Linked DNA regions of Mus musculus: region 2 is linked to region 1. The links are chromatin loops, found by intact Hi-C in ENCODE. Cell type or tissue: left cerebral cortex. All regions are shown on one strand. Each heading gives the region's core, and the rest is flanking DNA. Links, peaks and the distances in the headings are about the cores only.

Evidence for each region. Peaks named below come from ENCODE experiments on the same cell type or tissue, not always from the same donor. Only the 100,000 strongest peaks of a DNase experiment are listed, where the experiment ranks them.
Region 2: a loop joins it to region 1, with 2.3 times the contacts of the local background. A loop is called at or near these places in 2 of 42 quality-filtered maps.

Annotation. Positions count from the first base shown.
Region 1 is chrX:140,658,016-140,670,385 of GRCm38, reverse strand. Mid2 (midline 2) reads right to left here and starts at 5,430. Exons shown (of 10, transcript NM_001358366.1): 1 at 5,108-5,430. The coding sequence starts at 5,111. In left cerebral cortex, for the core only: no CTCF peak of the experiment used is centred there; DNase peaks (open chromatin) are centred at 5,277, 5,461, 5,718, 9,564 and 1 more place; H3K4me3 peaks cover 1,559 bases; H3K27ac peaks cover 1,124 bases.
Region 2 is chrX:140,736,818-140,749,187 of GRCm38, reverse strand. It overlaps Mid2 (midline 2), which reads right to left. Exons shown (of 10, transcript NM_001358366.1): 5 at 10,720-10,868. Among named protein-coding and RNA genes, the nearest start is that of Eif2c5, 33 kb to the left of the region's middle. In left cerebral cortex, for the core only: no CTCF peak of the experiment used is centred there; a DNase peak (open chromatin) is centred at 5,740.

The sequences.
Region 1 (12,370 bases), core at 1,936-9,935:
CATTGGTGTTTTGCCTGCATGTATGTCTCTGTGAGGGTGTCAGATAGTGGAGTTACAGACAACTGTGAGCTGCCATGTGGGTGCTAGGAATGGAGTCAGTGCTCTTAACCAGTGAGCAATCTCTCCAGCCCCTCTAGTGTTTTCTTTTAGGCTGCCATCATACATTGAGAGACCTCAGAACTGGAGGTTGATTACTGGCTAGGACAGAGAACTGACCCAGTTCCTGACTAATAGGCATTAAGGCCTACTTAGTATTTTATAGTTCAAGAATTGAATGCTATTCCCCTCTAATAAATGGCTCCTAAACCTACCACTTTGAGCATTTTATATAATTCAATCATCATAAATATTAAAATGAATATCAAAAATAACAAGACCAAAAGTCACAATCTGCCTAAAATACAAAAGATTAATGAAAGTGTGATCAAAATACATTGTAGAAATGTATAAAGATTTCACAGAATAAAAATATTATTTAAAAATGATTAATCAAGGTAACCAAAAATGGATTTGCTGAGGTAACTTAAAATATTTGACAAGAATTTTAAGTATGATTCATAATGCAGATTACACTGGCAGAGCTGTAAGCCTGAGGAACAAATGAAGAAGAACCTTATTCACCTAGGCTACTAGTGCAAATTTTCATCCATTTTAAGACTGAACTTCTAATCCTCTGTTTTTTCAATGATGCATTTTTAAATATCTGGTGATTTTTAAAGTATTTAGTGTCCTACTGGGATGGACAGTCATTTCTACTTTTCCATAATAAAACTTGTAATATATGTATGTAGGGCACTCTATTGAATGTTAGGCTGTGAGGACCCCAAGTTCTGATCAGTAACAGGAGACAGAAAACAGAGGCCTATTTGAAAATCAAGCTTCCACTCTCCTGGGAACCGCATGGATCCTAGCAACACTGAACAAAAGGCTACAGACGCAGTGATAGAGGAATCTGAACTATAAACCATTTTTCTATCTCTGGACTGTATACACATACACACACACACACACACACACACACACACACACACACACACTTTGCTCTCCTAAGTCAGCACTGTCTTCCATGCCTGCACTTTATGTTCCTATCAGAGCAAATTGCAAAATATTAGGAGTTTAGGTTTCAGGAAGAGTTGTCATTATAGAATGGGTTTGTTTGTTTGTTTTTTATCAGATCATCTGGTCTCTGTAAGAGGATGATGCAGAGCCAGAGGATACTGTTCATCATCAACCAGAGGAGTCTGACCTGCAGAAAGAGGCTAAGACAAAGCCCAAGGTCAGGCAGTCAGGGTGTGGTGGAGAAACAAGAACCCACACTTTTCTAACCCAGTTACACTAAACCAACATCGTAGTGTATATACTCTATTCAGGCAAATAACACATGGAGAAAGTGATGGTGGGATGGTGTCACTTCTTTTCCCCAAATGCCTCTGCCATGTTTATAGGCTTTCTGGAAGTCTGACTATCAAAAATGTTATGTGATTTTATGGTCATGAAAAAAAAAAAAAAGATGAAAAAGGTAGCAGACAGAAAAAGCCACAGAGCACAGCCTTCTACAGTGCACAGAAAACTTTCTGCAGTTTTAATCTATGAAAATGGATGGCGACAGGATTCTTGGCCCTTGAAGGTGAGAAGTGGGAAAGGGCACTAACAGTCTGCCCAGGGCAGACAATAGAGTGGGATTGTCTTTTCTTGCCACCAGTCATCTGAACTTCTCACTTGATGCTGTGACTCAACACACAGAGAAGCACTTTTCTAGCCTCCTCTGTTACCGCTCAGTGATGAACACTGTATTTGTTGAGGATCCAGAAATACACACAGTACAATATCATACTTTGTATCCAATTTTCAAAAAAGTGACTATATTTAGGGCTAGTGAAACTGCTCAGCGAGTAAACTTGCTGACAACCAAGACTGGTGGCTGGAGTTTGATCCAAAACACTGATGCAGTGGAAGAAAAGTGTAGATTTCCACAAGTTTTCCTCTAATCTCTGCTTGTATTCTATGGCACACATGCATGCTCATATGCACGCACATTCACACAAATAAATAACTGTAAAAATTTAAGTGAGTGTCTTATTCTATCCATCATAAACATGTCATACCTCATACTTTAATGATAGAGTGTGTCGAGTCAGGACCCTCTGCTTAAGGAGGCGTGTCAGAGACACAGCTTTCTTTTGCACAGAAGACAGGACAAAAAGTCAATACTAAATGGACTTGGAGCACCCTCAGACACCCTCGGGCCTCCTCTAGCAGCTGAGTCCCATTGCTAACATCTAGAAATTTAGCAAGCTGTATAAAGACCGAATGACAGTCAAGTAGTTATCGCTAAAAACTGCCATCTGAGACTTAACTGTGTGCCGCATCCCTGTCTTTGTCTTTAGGGGCTCTACATCCATGTTAAGGAAGAGAAAGTCTACTTCTAAGGAAAACCTGACAACCAGAGACAATATTCTTCACTCTTCATCAAGCCAATGATTCAAAATGCATTCTTCTGTAGTTTCCTTCCTAATTGTGGTGTCAGCAGGTTTTATGGGAGGAGAGAATGGAAAGGCTCACCACTCAGGACACTGCTTGGATGCAATTATGACACTCCACTGGCACTATTTTAAGACCTGCAGGTTGGAGCAAGTTGCCCTGTTTTTAGAGGAGGGATTAACCAAACCAATTTTATCTAAGTCAATTTGCGCTGTTCAGATGATATGTTTGTGAAGCAACCAAGCCACTCATTTGCAGCAAGTGCCTCTCAGAAGTGGTCTTGCAAGGTACAACATGCTAAGCAGGAATCCCAGTAGTCATGAAAGTAAATAGGAGAGACAGCTCTTCATGTGCCATAACCCTCTCTCCCTACTCCACACATCACCCACCCTGACTGCATCCTAGCCATGGAGCCATGGAACTGTAAGTAGAGTTTAGCATAGGGCAAATATGAGCCCAAAATACTGGGTCAAGGGCAGGTCCTCACTCAACACAGACAGCAGAGGCTTCTGTACATTAAAGGTGCTTTGAAAAATATTGACTCACTGCTGCTAGGTGCTAATTTTGCTTATATAGCCAGACCTAAATGTATCTATATTACTTTTATTGGTCATTAACTAACTCCCCCCATGTAGACTAAAAAAATGGGTGAGGTTGAATATTCAAATGAGTCTGACTCACATTGTTAGGGTAAAGTGTAATCAATATGATTTATGACTCGACTTAAAATCATCACCATTACTTTCTATGCCTAATTGTATATATGTTTCCATTCAGTTGCATATACATTCATGAAACAAATTGACTTAAGATCTAAATTACAATGATAATTTGAATCTCAAGGGAACTAATAATGGCAAATTAGGGTTCCTGTAAATTAGTGTTCCCATTTATACCCAGTCAATCCAGTAACCCAATAAAGGATAAATGAAGTGCTTTCATTGAAGAGTATAATGCTGAGGTTTATAGAATCCTTTTATCTTCAAAGGACCAAGCCAATACTCACAATACCCAGTACACAATATTATGCCTTTTATGCAAGTGAAGCAACTGTGAAAGAGAGGTCATACAAATGTCTAAAGGCCTTAAAGCCAATGCAACGTCACATCTGGAATGAACTCTCTGATCTTCTTGGCTTCCAGGCTTGTGTTTCAACCACATGAAACGAGTTTTGTAAGGAACAATCACGAGAAATCTAATTCATATTATGAGTCTGTGTTAAGCTAATTGATTGAGCAGGAATATATAAAAATAGCAAAGATTGATTCTCCCTTGGGGCAGTGATGAGCAGAGAGGAGGAGGTTAAAAAAAGGTGGGGATGCTGGGATAGGAATCTAGGGTACAGCAAAAGCTCCCCAAGCAGAAGTGAGCAAGAATGTAAACTCTCCATTTAGCAACTCCATCTTCTATTGGAATAGTGTCAGAGATCTGATTCGATTTCAGAGAGGAAATGGAATGGGATTAAAGTCAACTCTTGTGGTCCAATTCGAGAATCAGATTAATTAATCCCCACACAATAGTTGTGTACTATTACAGTTTCCAATGTCTTGCTTCATAAATACTCCTCCTTAGAGACAGACACACAACTAATGCCATTCAGCAGCCCCACCCTCCAAAATCTTCAAAAAAAATCAAAGTGATTGAAAAGCAAGAAGCCGCATTGCACAGGTTGACAGAGAAAAGCTGAGAGTGCAGGAACTCTGGTGGGAGATGTGGGGGCTTGAATAGAGACAGTACCTAAGGAGTGTGGAAGAGTGGGGAAAGTGAAGAGTCCAACAATCCCTGGATCCTAATTTCCTCCTCTAAATCGAAATGCCTCCTAAATAAATAAATACTATGCTGCACGTGAAGTGCGAAACAACCCAAGCCAGCTCATAACCAGTAATGTTCCAGTAATTTTTATGAGCCCGGAATGGAAAAGGCTCCCCTGTCCCTGCTTCAGTCGCAGTGTGTCCTATGGACACACTCAAGTTTTTCCCTCTCCACCCCCCCCCCCCCCACGGGGCTGCTTTCACAGCTAGGCCAGAAATAAAGAACCACCCAGACAGAGACCTGAAGATCGTTTCCCCAGCAGGGAGGAAAAGGGGAGGGAGAATTAAGTTTCTCCCGGGGTTCCCGCTCGCAGGGTGTCCACAGAATCTCAGGCTGCTGCGCCAGCACCACTGAGCCAACCGCCGACCTCGGGGCGCCGCCCGGGCCGAGGACGCCGTGGATTTCGGGAGCGTGGGAAGGCGGCTGCGCCCTTTCCCAGACTTGCGCCTAGGCGCCACGAGAGCTGAGCCGCTCCACTGCTTTCTCCCTGCTCGGCCTGGCCAAGCGGGAGGCCTCGGGCCGGTCCCCAGCCTGGGATCTAGGAGTGCAAACTCCTTCCCAGGAGGGCAGCGGCAGGAGCTCGGGTCACAACAGTGTGACAGACAACCGGGGCCCTGCCATTGCCGCCAGGACCCCGTCTCCCCCCTCTTGCCGCCCCCCCCCCCAAGCCCAAGTGTCCTCGGCCAGTTCCAGCCCCGGCGGCACCTGAAGAGCAGCAGGAGCCAGCCAGGGCCAAGCCCGGCGCGGGCGGCGACACTAGCCACCCCACCACCACCACCATCCCCCCGGGCCTCGGCGAGGGGACGCGTTTTACCCATATTGTTCCCGGGTGCCAGCCATCTCCTACGCGCGCCGGGGAGCGCCGGGCGCTCGCCGGCCTCCGCAGCAAGCTGGCTCGGGCTCCCGTGCAAGCTCCCGGGCCGCTGTCGCTGCTGCCGCCGCCGCCGCCGCCACCACCACTCTAGGCCGCCGCCCGCCTTCGCCGCTGCGGCCGCCGCCGCCGCCGCGCAACAGCCGGGATCCGCCAGCCCGCGCGCCCCACGGGGGACAGCACGGAGACCGCGACGTTCCCGCGTCTAGGTCTCCCGGGCTAAACTTAAAGAGTTTTCGCCTCTCGGTCCAGAGGCAGCACCATGACACCACCGCAGCACCACACTGTCATTTCCGCCGCAGCAGAGGGAAAAAAAAGGCAATCCCTTCGAAAGGAGGGTGGAGTGGGGGCAAGCAGAGCCGAGGCTGACACCCTACGGGAGCACGGGGAGGGGCCGGGCAGAAGGGGCGCTGGGCCACCTTCCTAGGCTCACCTTCCGCCGCCCCCGCCACTCCCAACTCCCCGTGCCCCTCCTCTGGAGGCGCGCTTACATGTTTTCTCCCCTGGCAGGAGTGACCAGAGAAACCCGAGCAAGCAAAGGCAGTGGGTGGGTGGGGTTCAGATTACTACTGTACCTACCAGCTGATTCCAGCAGCCTTTTCTCCAGCACCCTGTCATCTTGATGGAAGACACAGGGAGAAGGGGCCTGAGCAGGCGCGCACGAGCGTGTGTGTGTGTGTGTGTGTGTGTGTGTGTGTGTGTGTGTGTGTGTTTGCGCGTCCACGACCGGGTGGTGTGTGTGAAGCGCAGAAGGAAGACTGTGGCCAAACTCTTCACCCACCTACCTCCCTTCTACATCCACAAACCCCCAGATGAGAGCAAGGAGAAGGCTGTTGCACTCGCCAATGAAAAGAGTGTGCCTGGATCCTCCTCACAGGTCCTACTGGTGAAGCTGTTGTATGCAAAGTTAACTAGAGAGTAAAACAAAAATAGTGGAGGAGACAGAGAAGGGCAGACAATTGAAGGAAACCCAACCCCTTTTTCTTTTGACAAAGGGAGAATGGCAATGTTCTATTGGACTTGGGCACAAGTTGTTCAGGTGGATTAAAGCCACTAAAAGTGTATGGGGTAAGGTTTCTTTTGCACCTTCAGATCCTTGACCAATACAAAAGGGTCACTGCCAAGAGGACAATGAGGCAGATGCTAGCCATCCAGAATACAATGTCCCTAATAAGATCCATTTGGAAGCCAGGAGCCTCCCATTGGTCTGGATACAGCCTGTCTTTTAACCTATCACTGGCTCAAAGACTACCACCTCCCCCCAACACACACACACACACACACACACACACACACACACACACACTTAAAAGGTAGATGAGAGAAGGAAGCCACCTCAGAGGATATTCTTTCTAGCTCCACTCAAAATGAGGAAGGAATAAAGCAATCCGAAACAGCCCCTCTCACATGGGCCTCCCATTACTGTGCTTGGGAACAAATCCAGAAAAAAAAATGAAGGTAGATGGGTGTGTCTTATCAGGGAACCAATAGCAGTCAGCCAACAGCACTGTTAAACAAACCTGCTAGAGAACACTGGAGTGGAAATGAAGGGAAAAACCCAACCACATTACCTAAAAGGAAGTACAGCACCAAGAGATGTAAAAGTTAATGTGTCATATCCAAAGCACAGACAACAAGAGCAAAACCAAACAAATGAGACTACATAGCACCAACACCTACACAGCAGAGTACACAACCGACACATTGGGAATGGGAGAAAATGTTTTAAAACCATATATGCATGATAAGGACTTACTGTCTAGAATATGTGTTTTAAAAGGGGCAGAGAACTTAAATGGGTATTTTTCAAAAATAGAAAAATAGCAGATAATAAGATATTTAATGTGACTAATCATCAGGAAAATGGGAAATAAAACAGTGGAGATGTGTTGTATTTGGTTAACAGGATTATACTGTATTCTTGGACAAGGTCAGATGGGTAAATTCTCTACCATAGGACCTTTGACTCAATAAAACACTTGATTTCTTTTAAGTTCATGAGTCAGAAATCTGCTGATTTGCTGGGCAAATTCACCACACAAATATTAGAAATAATTATATATGTATATTTTATGTGTGTGCATCTATATTTACATTTATTTGGAGTCAGTCTGCCTGCGGAGAGACCCAGGTTGTTTAGTAACTAGGAAACTAAGGGCGATACGTCTAGTAGTGTGAAAAGGGACGTAGGGATATTTGTGGACAAATAAGTATTCTCAGTAAAGATACCTCTAAAGTTGATTGCACTGGTTATCTGGAGGACAGGAATAGGAAGGAAACAATGTTAACTTTCTGCTACTGTGATGAAAATCTGAGAAACTACTTAGGAGGAAAGATTTATTTTGGATTATGATTTCAGAGTTTTCAGTCTGTAGTCACTGGTCCTATTGATTCTGATGCTATGGGGAAGCAGAACACCATGATGGGACTGTAAAGGAACTTGCCTCACAGTAAGGAGGGAGGAGAGGGGAGGACGGGGAGGAGGAGGGGGTGGGAATAGGAGTTCAGAGTCCCAGTATACCATTCAAGGGCACATACCTAAGGGCCTACTTCCTATAACCAAGTCCCAGCTCCTAGTTTCCACCACCTCCCAATAGTCCTTTAAACCATGAATGCATCAGTGGACAAGTCAGTTGATGAGGTTAAAGCCTTTGTGATTCAGTTCATTCCCAAAGGACCCGCTTGGAACACCCACTGGTACAGAGTGGGCAAGTTGGCCTTCAACACATAAGCTTTTGCTGGGACATTTCAAACCCAAACCATGACAGGTAAGCATCCAGCACTGTATATGTTGTTTTGCATTTCTCAAATATTTTATTGACCTCTTAGAAACAAATTTAAAGGGTAAGGAGCATTGAGATAGGAAGTAGAATGGAGGATGCTAGGGACCAGTGGGAGAAGGAAATGAAACATCCTTTAAAGCGTACATGGTTTCTGTCTTGGATTTTTGAAATTTTTCTAGAAATAATTTGTTTTGTGAATGTATTTAATGCTACTGAATTGAACACTAAAAAGTGGTTAAAGTGTCAAAGTGTATGTTGTTAAAAAGTGAAAGATAGAAGTAGCACACTGGACAACTATAGATTATTCCACCTGTGGAAGATAGATCTTCGAGCCTGGTAACACCTTGTACACGATTCAAACCTAGAACTGAGATTAGTTTGTATGGAGATCTTTCAATAACTGCATATTGTGCGTTAAGAATGTTTTATGGATAGGGCATGGTGGTATATGCCTTTAGTCCTAGCACTAGAGAGGCAAAGACAGGTGGATCTGAGTTTGACGCTAGCCTGGTCTACAGAGTGAGTTCCAAGACAGTCAGGAATGCACAGAGAAACCCTGTCTTGAACACTAAAATTAAACAAAAAAAAAAGGAAAGCTTTTTGATAGTTTAGTTTAAAACAAAACAAAAGGTATGACTACAAAAAGAATGAGTCACAAATTGAAGTGAGAACTCAGTTGCACTACAGTCTCACTTGGTAAGATCCCCCACAGTGCAGTGAAGACTATTCTAGAACATAACGGAGTGACCACTTTCATTAGGGTGTACCTGAACAAAGCTAGCTCCATCTTGGTGGAGCTAACAGTAAAGGAGGTTTGATTTTAATGGCTTTTCTCACCCATTAGAAATGATCCCACCCTTTGTATTTTAGTCCATCTCCCCTGCACCTGAGTTTCCAGTGCTTCAGAGTCTCTGGCTTAAGAGAGCCCTGCACAAAATACCCAACCCTGCCTCTCCTCCCTAGGGAATGTTCTGGACCTTTCCTTTCCCCTCCTCACGACTTAACAGCTGCTGGGTTCCTTTTACAAAGGACCTTGCTAAGTGATTAAGGAATTCAATCAACTAACTCAAGCTAAATGTTAATAGCTTCATTTGTCTCTCTATTAGGAGATAATATTTTAATTTTAACAGAGGCCTTCAATGTATTAATTCAAAGGAATGACTAATGGCTTGTGTGGGTGGGAGTGGGGGATGGGGAGATTTTGCTAATCACATCACATAAGCAGCTGCTTTGAAAATATCCCCACTTTCAACGGTTTTATGCAAATTGCTCACTGTAAATTTATTAAAGTAAATGTTTTGTATCTGGCATGAGATGCAAAATTGGCTGGGAGTATGTGATGAAATTATTTGTTTATAATTATTTAATGGTTACCTTTGTATATAACATATGTTGATCCTATTAACAAAATAAATCTGGGCCCATAAAAAAAATTGTTTGACAGATTCAGCTGGAGGTGTTTAATTGAATTAGTCTGAAGCTGACTCACCACACCACAGGCCTGCAGTATGAAAGGGACAGCTCATCGGGCTATTTTTTTTCCAACTGAGAATGTAAGGGGGAGGGAGTGGCTGCAGATACTTTCTTCAGAGAACAGCACAGAGGCCAGTCTGTTCCACAAGGGAAAAAAAAATCACAGAAGGCTGATTTTGTTGTACAAGAACATCATTGCTTCTGCAGAAGGGGACCTTATACTGCTCTCAAAAGAAGCAGCTACTTGTCTGAAATCCAGAGGTTGACCAAAAGCTTCTCTAAGCAAGCAGCTCTTAACAGGATGGTGAGAAGAAAAGCACTTTCGGCACAGTCTTGTCAATAGGACACTGTTCTAAAACTCCAGTGGTAAATGCACTCCACAGTCTGCTTGAAAGAGAGTGGTTCAAAATAATTATGTTCCTACTGTGGAGAAATAGCATGTGCCTGGTGCATTTTATTCTTTCATTTCCACTCTGCTACCGTTTTCATGTTTTATAACTTTTCTGAGTTGTTCTAATAAACATGTATGTTTGCTCTCTGCATTGCATTGGTCCTAGAGGTTTAATGTGCCATCAGGGCCAATCTAAATCTTACCACCGACCAGGTCTTCCCAATCAACAGTGTCGGTTACTTACTGTCTGGCTTCCACAACAACACACCTTTCCTGGTTTTCCTACCACCTCACTACATGTTCCTCAGGTTCTGTTGTTTCTTCCTCCTGTTTTTCTATCCCTGAAGACTGTATCCCACAGAGCTCAGGTCTGGACTCCCCTTTCCATAAATAGTCACTTCAGTGGGAGACCCTCTAGTCCTATGATTTCCAGTGTGATCCATATACTGATGGATCCCAGTGTGATTCATATACCCAGTTTTATTTCCCCATCTCAGATCTCTTCCTTGGGTCCAAGCTCTCACATGAATCTCAGTGCTTTCCGGCTCCAGTTGCCTGCCTAATAGGCAATGTTAAGAATATGGCCAAAAAGGACCTCTCACTTTCTATGCCCATTCCATTTCATTTAGTGGTATCACCCAGCTACCTAAAACAGACTCTGGCATGCCATCCTAGACACTTTCCATGCCCCAGCGCCCAACATCTAACTGGTAATCTAGTCAGGTTTTCATTTTCCCACTTCTGGCCCATGATCCTTTCAAAATGGAAATCTAATCATTTAAAACCTCAACCCCTGCTACAAACTCTGTCTCCTCTCATTGCCATTAAAAGAAATTGCAAATTGCAAAAGGTATAGCAGACCTGGCAGTAGCCATTCTCTGCCAAACTCTCCAACTTCATCTTATACAACTCCCATCCTTGCCCACAATAATCCAAGCACAATGGCCTTCTAATACCCTTGAAAAGACACACGGAGGCTGGTGAGATGCCCTTCCAAAGGTCCTGAGTTCAAATCCCCAGTAACCACATGGTGGCTCACAACCACCTGTAATGAGACCTGATGCCCTCTTCTGGGATGTCTGAAGACAGCTACAGTGTACTTACATATAATAAATAAATAAATCTTAAAAAAAAAAAAGACAAGACACACCACTCTTAGACACCCCCAAGAACATCACATGCTCTTACCTCTCTTTCAAATTGTACTTCCTCCCACTCTCCATAAGTCTGTCCAATGTCTTCTCTTAGATTACAGAGCACCTGATCAGATAATCCTTTCTGATCACCCCACCTAAAGTAGCACCATCTCCAGCACCCTAGTCCTTTTTATTTTGGAAACTTATCACCAGATATAAAACAACACATATGTTTATTTTATGCCCTCATATATTCATGCACAAACACAAATATGCATTCCATGAGAGTGAGAGTTTTGCCTATCTATCACTGGTCTATCTCCAACACATCAAACAGTACCTGGATCATAAGTGCTAAGTTTTGCCACATAATATAAGTAAATTGATGAAAGACTATGGTCCAGAGATGACCTTTGCAACCTGAGCTAGATCTACCCTAACTTTCAATCCATAGTGAGAATATGGAGAGACTCTTTTGGCAGAACTAGTACAGTCATAACAGGCTCGTGGTGGGAGGCCAGACACATGACTCAGAGCCTCAAATGCAGATATTCTAATTACTAAATTGGCTCTGTAATAAACTCTACCGCCCCTTAAGATATGAACTGATATTTTGGGGGGTGGAAGGATTTGGTCAAACACGTGTAAGAAAAAAAAATGCTACAGACTAACTCAGTGACTCATGGCACATATTAGCATTTGAAGACTCTAAGAAGTTCTGTCAGAAATAAAATCTATTTGTCCTTTGTGTAATATTTCCCCCCAACATGTTTGACCATGAAACATTTATAGTCTATCCACTGGTTACCATATCACAGGGGGATAGCAAAGTAGTCCATAGTATAATGCTTATTTAATATGTGTAAGACACTGAATCCCATCTCTAACACCACAGTAAAACACATCTTACAATATCCAACCTTGAAAGAACAGTTTTTGGAAGCACTGTCATATAGATAAAAGAGGAGTGTGTGTGTGTGTGTGTGTGTGTGTGTGCTGGATATTGATCAACATTAAATTAAGATCTAATCTTAATTTATTAACACTAATAAATTTATTAATACTAATCAAAAGATTCACTTGTGAAATGAAGTAGAGCGGGGTGCAAATTTAAAATGAGGTAATGAGGGGGCTGGAGAGATGGTTGAGCAGTTAAGAACACTGCTGCTCTTCCAGAGGTCCTAAATTCAATTCCCAGAACCTGTATGGCAGCTCACAACCTTCTATAGGATCCGATGCCCTCTTCTGGTCTGCAAATGTACATGCAAACTAAACATGGATAGCCATAAAATAAATATTTAAAACGAGGCAAAAATTGAAGACAGCAATCCTGTTAATATAGACCTATTAAGAGTAAAGTGACCTACAGTAAGTGAACAGAGTTGCTCTGAATTCAAAGAAGTATTCCCAGGTAACTGACAAT
Region 2 (12,370 bases), core at 2,242-10,241, 78 kb before region 1:
TGAGTTAGTATATCCCCATTAATATCATTCATTATTTGATATTTAAAAATATTTATATTCCATTGCCTTGTTCTCTAATTGCATTAATACTGTGATAATTATGTCCCCAACTAAGTGTTTCTTTCCTATTTATGTATTTATTTAAAATAATTTTCACATATCCCAGGCTAGCCTTGAACTTGCTACATAGCCAAGGATTACTTTGAAATCCTGTTTCTCCTATCTCCTGGGGGTCAGAAAGATGGACATGTGCCACCATGTCCCATTTAGGAGGTGCTGTGGATTCAATCTAAGGCTCTGTGTATGCTAGGCAAACACTCTGCTAGGTGAGTTACATCTTTAGGTTCAACTGGCCAACTAACTTTAAGGCACAGCAATAGGGCTCCTATTTTACTTCCCATCTCTTCTTCTATGGTTCCTAAAAGAATGTTGAACACATAGTGAATAAAAAAATGTTGAATGAGTAACTGAATGACTTACAAAAACAATATAATACTAACATTTATGGAATGCTTAGTATATATAAGGCACTGTGCACAAAAATGAAATTTTTACATAAATTATCTAATTTTTCTCCTTACCACAGTGTTATATAGTAGAAGTTATTTCCATTTTCTAAATGAGGAAGCATGCACATTTAAAAGCTAAGTAGGCTGTCAAGATCACACATAATAGTAAAAATCAAATTTTAATTGAAGCCATGCTTGTCTGATCTTAAATTCTATTTCCATAACTATGAATGTTTTTCCTAATTTTAACTATACATTTTATGTACGTCAGCAATTCTTATGATCTAATGATTAATAGGGCTTATCTGAGGAAGCTTTTACAGAAATATTCAGGCTTTAGTCCTGTATCAGACCTTCTGAAGCAGAGTCAATGAAGTCCTTTGTGCAGACAGAGGGCAAGATAGAAGGAAACGTTACCTTGCAAACACTACGGAGGTTCTAGTGGACAGAATAAAATCAGAACGGCAATTTTTATACTGAGCCATTTGTAAGGCAATGAGCAACTGGGCAAATACATATGCTCTGTTGCAGATCTACAAACAATAGCTTTTGACTATTTCTGAAACCGTAGATGTTTCTGGAATAGATTGCATGACAGTCAAAATAAATGGGGGTTATGGATTTTATTTTTGGCTTTGTTTCATTTTGTTGTTTTAACAGAATCTGGTGTGCTTTAGGCTGACCTTCACCTTCCTATGTAGCTGAGGGTGACCTTGAACCTTTGATCCTCTTCTAATACCTCCTTAGTGCTGAGATTAAAGTTGTACAACTGGATGGCCAACACAGACCAATCTTTTTTTTTTTAAAGATTTATTTATTTTTATATAAGTACATTGTAGCTGTCTTCAGAAAACAGACCAGAAGAGGGCATCAGATCTCATTACAGATGGTTGTGGCTGCTAGGACTTGAACTCAGGACCTCTGGAAGAGCAGTCAGTGCTCTTAACCACTGAGCCGTCTCTCCAGCCCAGCACAAAACAATCTTAAGGTTTCACATTGAACATCTATTTTTGTAGTATTTGATAAATAACAATCTTAATGTTAAGTCAGAAAACTGGTCTAAATTTTTTCCTGGCCTTCCCAATCTTCTTTTACTCATCTACTTATCCATCCATGCATCTACCCAAAAGTTATTAAGCAAAACTAAGGTGCCCCGCAGTGTGCTCCATTCTACAGGTACTCAAGGAAACAAGTTTGCTGTGACGCACGTGTTCAATGAGCTCACAGGTCATGGGGAATAGAGACCTTAAATGGGCAATGCAAGGAGGGTGTGGGAACACACGTCATCTAACAGAAACATGGGAGCAAAGACAAATCTCCCCAGAGCGAGTTTCAGTTTTATTTGGGGTTTTGGTTTGGGTTTTGGTGTATGCTTGTTTGTTTGCTTGTTTGTTTCCTTAAGACAGGGTTTCTCTGTGAAGCCCGAGCTCTCCTGGAACTCTGTAGGCCACCCTGGCCTCAAACTCAGAGATCCACCTACCTCTGTCTCTTCAGTACTGAGATTAAAGTCGTGCGCCACTGTGCCAGGCTAGAAGCTACTCTTAAGCCATGGCCTACATGATGATCAATTAACAAAGGCTTAAAGGGTAAAGAATGAAGCTGAATCATGTGGAATATTATATGTTATGTATTTCACTTGAGCCTTTAACCTAAAAATAAGAATAGGGGCCACTGGAGCAATTTGGGTAAAGGAATAATGTGCATAAATATATTTTAACGAGAGTTTTAAAGCTGTAGTGGAAGAAGTGAGTGTGAGCGTCGCACGCGAGAATTCCCCTTGAATGCCTTAGCAGTGGACTTTTTAAGTCACCTATGAATAAGCAGTAAGTGAGGTGGTAATGCGGCAGGATAGTAGGACAGGGACATGAGGGACTATCTTCTCGAAGCTGTCAACTGTTAAGGAATCTCACAATCACCACCACATTTCTAGTAAAAGGCACATCTTAACAGCCTTGTACAACCTGCGGACCCCTGGTTTTACCTGATCAGGTTGCACTCTTACCCAAGGCTCCTACAGAGCCATTCCATTCTTCTCCTTATTAAAACGAAGAAAAGAGACAGAGGAGTGGTGTTCCCTTTGAAACACCTTGATGTATATAATTTCAAAAACCTCCAAAATCTTATATTGAGCTACCACTAAGGCATTCAAGGGGGTTTCTCGCATGAGAAGCTCAGGCTGACGCTCACAGGTGTATTTCATCCTTTTCCTGAGCACTTTTCTATTAACACCCCCAAGGTCAAATCTGTGTCAAACACTCTTCCTGATAAACTCCAACTCTGCTTCAAACTGACTCCATCTGAAATTCTGCTTGCAGTCGAAAACCTTGGCTTCATTTGAGTGCAGGTCTCTGAAAAGAACTCAGGTTGCTACTGGTGGCATCCTAGTGCCTTGTCTCCTTCCAGAATCCCACTGTCTGTGACAGGGCACAAGAGTGTAATCAAAAGTGAAAAAGGAGTAGAGGACTTATTAAGCAGTCACAAATCCCCGGGTTGAATCCACTGATTTACTGTACACACACACACACACACACACACACACACACACACACACACGAATAAAGTTCATTCAAAAATCATGGAAACAACGGTGCCTTGAGATGGGCAATGAGTCACGGTGTTTGTTGCCTCCCTGCCTGAGTGTGATCTCCAGACCCCACAAAGTGAAAGCACACCATCGGCTCTCAGAAGTGGTTTTCTGACCTTACACATGCCCACTGAGAGACGCATAGATAAATAATAAATAAATAATGTAAACATTAAATGACAACAGCAGCAACACAAAAACAAGCCAGATGTGTTGCATACCTGTCATTCCAGAACTCAAGCAGCTGGATTTCCACAAATTTGAGGCTAGCATGGACTACAAGGGATATTCTAGGTCACCAAAACCTGGAGCTTTTTTTTTTTTAAATGTTTACTGGAAGCCAGACAATCTAAAAAATCCTTCTGGATCCATACACCTCAGAGTTGGAGTTACAGGCAGGGGTAGAGCATTTAGCTTGTATGGGTGGTGGGATATGAACTCTAATCTTTATGATTACACAGCAAGTGCTCTTAACTGCCAAATGATCTCATGATCTCATTGGACCCTTCATAAAATTCTTGCAAAGCAAGTAAGTGACATGCATGTAGTAACTATAAATACACTCAGCATACCATATGTAAGCTAATTCCCTAGCACTGGAGACTGAAACAAGTGTGTGTGTGTGTGTGTGTGTGTGTGTGTGTGTGTGTGTGTGTGTGTGTATGAGAAATTCCATATGCCACCAAAAATAAAGTTTTTCAACGATATAAAAAATTCTCTAGATGGTCCATCCTTTCGTCTCAGCTCCAAACTTTGTCTCTGTAACTCCTTCCATGGGTGTTTTGTTCCCAATTCTAAGGAGGGGCATAGTGTCCACACTTCAGTCTTCATTCTTCTTGAGTTTCATGTGTTTGATCACAGGGCTCCCAATGGAGGAGCTAGAGAAAGTACCCAAGGAAGTAAAGGGATCTGCAACCCTATAGGTGGAACAACATTATGAACTAACCAGTACCCCGGAGCTCTTGACTCTAGCTGCATATGTATCAAAAGATGGCCTAGTCGGCCATCACTGCAAAGAGAGGCCCATTGGACAAGCAAACTGTATATGCCCCAGTACAGGGGAACGCCAGGACTAAAAAAATGGGAATGGGTGGGTAGGGAAGTGGGGGGGGGAGGGTATGGGGGACTTTTGGGATAGCATTGGAAATGTAAATGAGGAAAATACCTAATAAAAAATATTTTTTAAAAAAAGAAAAGAAAAAAAAAAAAGAAAATCAGGATACGGAGGGCATCCTCAGCCACACAGTTCCAGTCCAGCCTAGGATGCAAGAGTCCTCATCTCTGCAAGTGAATAAACTGAACGGGGGTGTAGTTTAGAGGCAGTTTGTAATGAGGGTCAGAACTCAGTCCCTGGCCCCAAGAATCTTCATTTGCTTAGATGTTTTTGAGAATTAAAAGCTTCAGTTTTGAACAGAAAAACAAATTCTGTGATATATTATTTTGAATGTAAACTATAAGAGAGTATTCAACATTATCTTCCATTTGTGAAGTCTGTATGTGTATTTGTATAAGTGTGTGTGTGTTTTACAATTCTATATTCCTAAATACTATTCTTTCCCACCTAAAATTTCATTTTATCTTAAGTGATGGTACCTTAATACAATACAATGAATAAGGATGGCGATGAATTTCAGATTCTGTGAGAGAGCAGAGAAAAAGTGTTTCTATTGGGATTTTCAAGTGGTGTCACATAGATATCCATCTATTCCATGCATTTGAATCCATGAAAAGATTTACATAGAGATTTGGAATCATCAGCAGAGCAGTTGATTGTAATTAAATGGTAACTGAAGCCTTAAACACTAATGGGTTTGTAAGGAAAGCTGTGTGGGGAGAGAGGAGACTTCCCTAATACTGAATAAGGAAGAACAGTATTATTAAGGAAATAGATGATGGAAGACCTGCTCTCAATGGCAGAGAGAGAAGTTGGGTAGGGGGAGAAGGGAAGAGAGATGGGAGAGGGAGGGAGAAAGAGAGTGAGAAAAAAGGAAAAGGAAATCAAAGTAAAGGACACAGGTAATGGGAATTTTTATGACACAAAACAGGAAGACTGCAAGTAAAAGTGGTCAATGGGGACACATGCTACTGAGATACAATAAGATTAAAGGGAAAGATGAAACAAAAGAGTATCTTTTATATTTAGCAATGAGGTCTTCTTCTGGTGGCCTTGAAAAAACACATTCAATAACGTGAAGATGGGAGACAACATTTCAGAGGCTGCAGGCTCAGGACAGTTAAATATAGTGGTTTAAATATATATTTCATCTTTGCTTTCCTAAAATCCCACCGGAAAGAAAAAGAATAAAAATGACCTTAACCCACAAAGACAAAGAGAAAGAAACAAATAGATGCCAACAATGAAGAGACTATCCACAAATGTTTGGAAGCTAGAAAAGGACAGATGTGCAGTAACCAACAACAGAGCAGACAAAGCTGGATGGAGAAGCCAACAACATCAAGCTGATTTAGTGACACAAAGCTGAAAGTTTGCATGAAGAATAGCTAGAGCCCCAGATCCACTCAAACGGCCTGCCTTTTCCTCAGCCTGGCAGGAGATGTGAGGTTTACTTCGGCAGAATCTTGACATCTTATTTAAAAAAAAAAAAATCTGGAAAGACTCAGACTTCTTCCCTGCTTGGCTCCTAGAATGCTGACAGCTGTGCTTATATGCTTGTCCCTCCTCCCCCGCCCCCTGCATATACACCCCCCACTCGAAGCAGGAGACTGCAGGATTCCTTCCTAGAAAAAGAGACTCAAAAAGAAACACCTACAGTACTGACAGTTGAGAGCCCACAATAAAAAACTGGCACTCCGTTTGATAATTCTACAGTGAAGTTCACCAAGCAACAAATTGCCCCCACCCCCTCACAGCTTCTCAGCACCTTTCAGTGCTAAAATGTAAAAGGAAGTCAAAAGTTTAGCAGGTATTCATGGAAGTACAGCAAGTAATGTAATGGACCTGGCAGGAGAGGAGCTATTCCACAGATACTTGGGCCTCTCACTTCAGCTATCAGAGGACTGAAATAAGGACTTGCAAAGACGTATCATTTCCCCAGGAATCCCATGCTGGGACTAGGATCCCAATCAGAGGAGGAACTTGCCTCCTAGAAAAATATTTCACACAGTTCTGATACCTTAATCTATGTATATTTCCTGACTTCTGTTTCATCTTTGCTATAGCATTATTACACTTGAATAGAAAAGACTGAAAGAAAGCTGGGCAGTGGTGGTGTATGCCTTTAATCCCAGCACTTGGGAGGTAGAGGAAGACAGATTTCTGAGTTCAAGGCCAGTCTGGTCTACATGGTGAGTTCCAGGACAGCCAGGGCTACACAGAGAAACCCCGTCTCGAAAAACCAAAAATAAATAAATACATAAATAAATAACAAAAAGAAAGAAAAGACTCAAAGAATCTAAAAATCTTTCCTTGGTTCAGCTAAACTGGCAATAAATTATTTTTCATTTATTAACAACTTGTCTCCTAAATGCTTTTTTTGTTTGTTTGTTTGTTTGTTTGTTTGTTTGTTTTTCAAGACAGGGTTTCTCTTTGTAGCCCTGGCTGTCCTGGAACTCACTTTGTAGACTAGGCTGGCCTCAAACTCAGAAATCGACCTGCCTCTGCCTCCCAAGTGCTGGGATTAAAGGCGTACACCACCATGCCCAGCTTCCTAAATTCCTTTTAAAGGAGGCATATTTATGGATCTAAATGCCTATTAACAAAGGAATAAACTTGGAGAAAACAGGATTTCTAAAGAAACAAGCAAATAGTTTATGTGCACAAAATAAGATTAGAATGTTAAGAAAGAAACAAAGATCAAGAAGTTTCTGCTCTGATGAGGGCTGAGAGATGCATTGGTCTATGGGCATAGCAATAACTCACTGGGAGTCATTATAATACTATCTTATTTAGCACAGCAATAGTAAATTCTCTCCAAGGGATTATGACTTAACTAACCACAGGTTGTTGACCCCAGTTCTTGGTCTCATTAATGATTCCAGTTATGGCTCCCATCTCCGGAAGCAGGCCTTTGATGCAAACCACAGTGATTGGTTATAGCCACAGAACTTGTGCCACTATTGCACCAGGAGGTACATCCTGACAGCCCAATCCTTATTGTACCTCGACTCAAGTATGTGGTGTCTTCAGCAATAAATTCTTACCACCAAGTTTTGGAGGGTAACCAAAAGTAACAGCAAGAGTCTGTAATGTCCTGAAGGATCTATGAGATCTCACTGACCTGGTAGACAGACAAACAGACAGATATGCTACCACAGTAAGTTTCCATATGATGTTTTCTAGCAGTAGACAGCAAGCAATCAACACAGAGACTCACATCCCTAAATGGGATGCCTATATCATATTCCTCTCCTCAAGGCTCATGGATCTTCAAGGAAATGTAAGCATACAAATTTTAAGAGTCTGAAGTACTGAAGCACTTCAAACAAACTGTTTTCTGGGCACAACAGGGCCTCCTGCACAAATGAAGTCAGAGCAGTTCTAACATCATGCATAAGGCATGTGTAAGCTCAGTACAGACAAAAATCTCAGAATGGAAAAGGGAAGATGGGCATGAAGTCCCAGCCCCAGCTGAGGAGCTATTTGCATTTGATAGCTGCTGAGAAAGGGCTTGTCAGGTTTCTTTAACAGTGTAACCCCTGGTCGATCAACTCCATTTCATGGCAGGCCTCATATTCAAGACTATCTGGGTAGCACAAACTGTACATGATCAGTTAACAAAAAGAAAAAAACACAAAGCTGGGTAGCTAAGGAGGTGGAGGTGACTATGAGAAAAGTTTGGAGAGAGGGTGAATATGATCAAAATATACTGTATGAAATTCTCAAAGAATCAATAGAAGATTTTAAAAAGGAAACTCTTGGAAATAAAAATGCAAGTGCTAAAAGTTTAATTTTATTAGCAAGACAGAAAGAAAACTAAGAAAGCCAAGGGTGGCAGTTCGTACCCATAATCGTAGCACTTAGGGGGCTGAGGCAGGATTATTGTCCAGTATTTGATGACAGTTTGGGGTAGAGAGTAAGTTCCATGCCAAGGGGCTAAAACTGAGAGCCTGTCTCAAAGACACAGAATATCGTATCCTTGCTCGTGTATGGAAATGTTTTTCCTGCCTTTTCCTCTAACAATTTCACTGTCACAGGTCTTGAAGATAAGATTTAAGCAAGGTGAGAGGTGTGGGTCTAGTTTCATTCTTCTACAGTGGACACCCAGTTTTCAACTCACCATTTGTTGAAAAGACTGCTTTTTCGCCCCAATATGTATTTCTGGTGTCTTTGTTAAACATCGGGTAGCTGCAGTTGTACAGGTTAATACCTGAATTTTTTATTCTAATTTCATTAATTTATGTTTCTGGTTTTTTAGTCAGGAATCATGTTAGTTATTTTAATTAATATGGCTCTGTAGTACAACTTGACCAGTCATTCAGGAAATAATGTGAACAGTGGATACATGGGATCTCATGGAATTAAAAGGAACTTGTATAGCAAAGGAAATAGTTAAATGAGTGAAGAGATAGACAGACTAGGATAAAACCCTTTGCTCACTTTTTATCTGTCAGAGGGTTAATATCTAGAATATCTTCAGAGCCCAAATTTTAAAAAAAGCCATCTAGGTATGGTAGCACACACTTAATATTCGAGTGCTGGAAAGGCAGACTGGTAGATCCCTGAGGCACAGTACCCAGATACCCTAACCTACGTGGTGAATTCCAGGCCAGTGAGAGACCATGTCTCAAAACCACCAAGTGGATGGAGACTCAGGAATGACACCTAAGGTTGTCCCCTTCTTGCCACATGCACACACATACAATTATGAGTAGGAAAACACATGTTCACCTTCATAATACATACATGTATACAAACCATTAATCCCAAAAATAGAAAGATGAAATGCAAGCAGCAATAATCATGAAAAATGTTCAACTTCACTAGCGATCAAAAAGTACAAATAAAAACTACACTGTGATTCCATCTTATCCAAGTCAGAATAGTATCCACTTAAAAAGAAATAATAAATTCTGGCCAGGATGTGGATAAGAGAAAACCCTTATATACTGATAGTGGGAATGTAAACTAGTAAATTACTATGGAAATCAACATGGAAGTTACTCAAGAAGTAAAAATTGGTATGACCCAACTAAAACACTCCAAGTCACCATATCATAGACATTCTTATACATTAATGTTTATTACAGCACTATTCACAATGTCTTAGTTATAGAACCAACCCAACCAACTTACTCTAGTCAGTACTTTGCACTAAGTACTGTGATTCATCCTTGGTTGTGCAAATTTTCTTTACCATAGTTTTGAAAGTGAAATATAGGCATGAAAAAGAGTAGAGATGGTTGGGCTGACTCAGGTATAGGATTTTGTCAGGGTGATTAGTAAAAGGGCAATGGGAAAGGGGATTAGGAAAATATAATAGCTGGAGTAATAAGTCATAAAGCCCAAATAAACTTAGAACAAAGTAGAAATAGGTCACTAGTAAAAATAGGAAATAATACAACTTAATAAAGAAAAGATGTATTTGAATTTAAAAAGAGGCTGTGTTTAGAAAACGTGATGCTTTAACTTATGGCTGTGATTTTAAGTGATGATGATGATGATGACGATGACAATGATGATGATTGCCTAGGAAGTGAGTGACCTGAGTTGGAAGTCTCTGGAGAAGATGTCAGAGAAGGTGAATGGCTAGGTAAGCATATTACATAGGTTAGCTGTCCAAGTGAACTCACTCAAAATGATGGCAGTACCAATGGGAAGATCATGAGCTTAAAAACAAGTCTTCAATGAATGAGAGGGGAATATGTAAAGAAGACCATATCTGGACTAATGGGTTACTGTAGCCCCTTGAATAATTGGTGACTAATTGGGTAATGATTTACTTTAGAGCATAGACTCTGGGCCAATAGGTTGATTATTAATGATTCATGAGTTCTCTGATACAAGGTTCATGACATTAACTTTCAAAGGACAAAGAGATTAAGCAAAAGCCAAAGAATTACTTCTCTAAGGAATTTATGCAAGAAAAAGCTAAAGGCAAACAACAAAAACTGTACATACATCCACACACATACAGACAACAATAAATGAACTCAATGGGTTTGGTAGAAAGAAAGAAAGAAAGAGAGAGAGAGAGAGAGAGAGAAAGAGAGAGAGAGAGGGAGGGAGGTCGGTCGCGTGAAGTATGGAGAAAAAATTAGCATGGGGGATAGGAGAGGAATTGGAGGCAAGATAGTGGGGGCGAAATTGATTTCAAAAAAGTAAAACCATGCATAGGCTTAGGAAAGGCACATCCTATCAGTGTAGCCCGGAGTTTGTCTTCCCACACACCACAACTATCACAGATTGCTCAAGACCTAGCAGGAAGCTAACGGCAGGAGGTAGCCCTATGTTTGGCTATGCATTAAAAGAGCTGGCAGGCAGCAAAGACAGAGAAAGGGGTCCAGAAATCTGCAGGGTGATTTGTCACTAAGGCTCAATAATTACCTAGCTGGTAAAAATCTTCAGGTGGCAGCTACTACACAATGCCTGAAGAGAATTAAGTGACTTTATGCCAGCCCCTTTGCACAAGAGCAGGCATTTCAAAAGAACATCAGGAGCACACATACCTCTCGGCAATGTTTTTTGCAGACTGCAGAAACCGTGCTTGGTCATTTTCCTTTAGGATATGCTCAGCTTGGTTGATGAGGACTGTTGACCGCTCAAGACACTGGCGGCAATTAGCAACCTGCTGTGCCAACTTTCTCAGTTTCATAACCTTAAGAGAATTGGTAGGAGAAAAGATGACATAAAACATACTGCGCTTAATTAAAAACAATAAAACAACATGAAGGAGATCTGCCGTAGTGATTCTAAAAATAACGGTAATTAATATCCCATGAGCCCCGAAACAACTGTTCACCTTCTCACCCTGCCTGCTAAGTCTCTTGTCCAAAGTATAACCTGTTCACTTACATTGCATTCAGCCATCTACCCTGTTATCTACAGATTCAATAACATTGTTTTGATTGTAAAAGCAATGCATGTTAATTATAGAAAAATTTAAACACAAATGTAAAAAGCAATTCTACCACCTGGAGATCATTATTGTTTACATTTTATTGGCAATGTATTTTTACATATATTTAACAAAAGTACCTCATTTTTATTTATGAGTAGCTATATTTACATGTATATATTTCTCTAAGTGCCTATATACCTACCACGATGTAATTTTGGAAACTTCAGCTCATTGTTACTTCCAACCATCCAGTATGACACAAAGTACTGATCATTAAGTGAGCCCTATAACTTTACACATTTACCATGGCCTTATAATCATTATCATTTACCAGCAGCCTAGACACATCTAGAAGCTGCATGGCCTCACCTGATGCCTTTGACTCTTACTCTTTAGCTCCCTGCTTAGAAATCTGCCATTCAGCTGGGTGATAATGCACGCCTTTAATCTCAGCACTCTAGAGGCAGAGGCAGGTCTCTGTGAGTTTGAGTCCAGCCTGGTCTACAAATCGAGTTCCAGGACAGCCAGGGCTATTACACAGAGAAACCCTGATTCAAAAAACAAACAAACAAACAAGCAAACAAATGAGAGAGAGAGAGAGAGAGAGAAAGAGAGAGAGAGAGAGAGAGAGAGAGAGAGAGAGAGAGAGAGAGAGAGAGAGAGAGAGAGAGAAATCTGCAGTTCTTTGACTTGGCTCTATTTCATCTATTGTAGCTAATAAGTTGGATAAGATCATTTTCTCTCTATCAGTTATTATGCTTTTCCTTTCCATGTTCTATCATTAGTCAGGCTTACATCTTCCATAACTCATACCAGAAATCGCTGTAGGTCTCCAAGCTTTCCTGGCTTCAATGTCATCATGTTCTGATCTACCATGCATACCTCTACTATATCAGAATGCATCCTTTTACAGAATCATAATAGTTTCACAACACTTTTTGTAAGTTGGTCATATTTCTTCTGAAAACCAGATTCATGTTTCTACCATCATTTCTTTGTTTTCATTACCTTAAAATATAGGAGAGAAGAAGCTAGAGACAGAGTTCAGTTGTTAAGAGTAACGATTTCTTTTCAAGAACACCCACATACCAGCTCACAACTGACTATAACTCCAGCCTCAAGGGATCCAACAGCCTCTTCTGGTTTCCAAGAACACTGTATGCACATGGTGCACAGACATACATCCAGGCAAAACACCAATGGACACAAAAAACCTAAAGCATGCTAAAGTAAATCATCCACATACTAAGTAAATGATC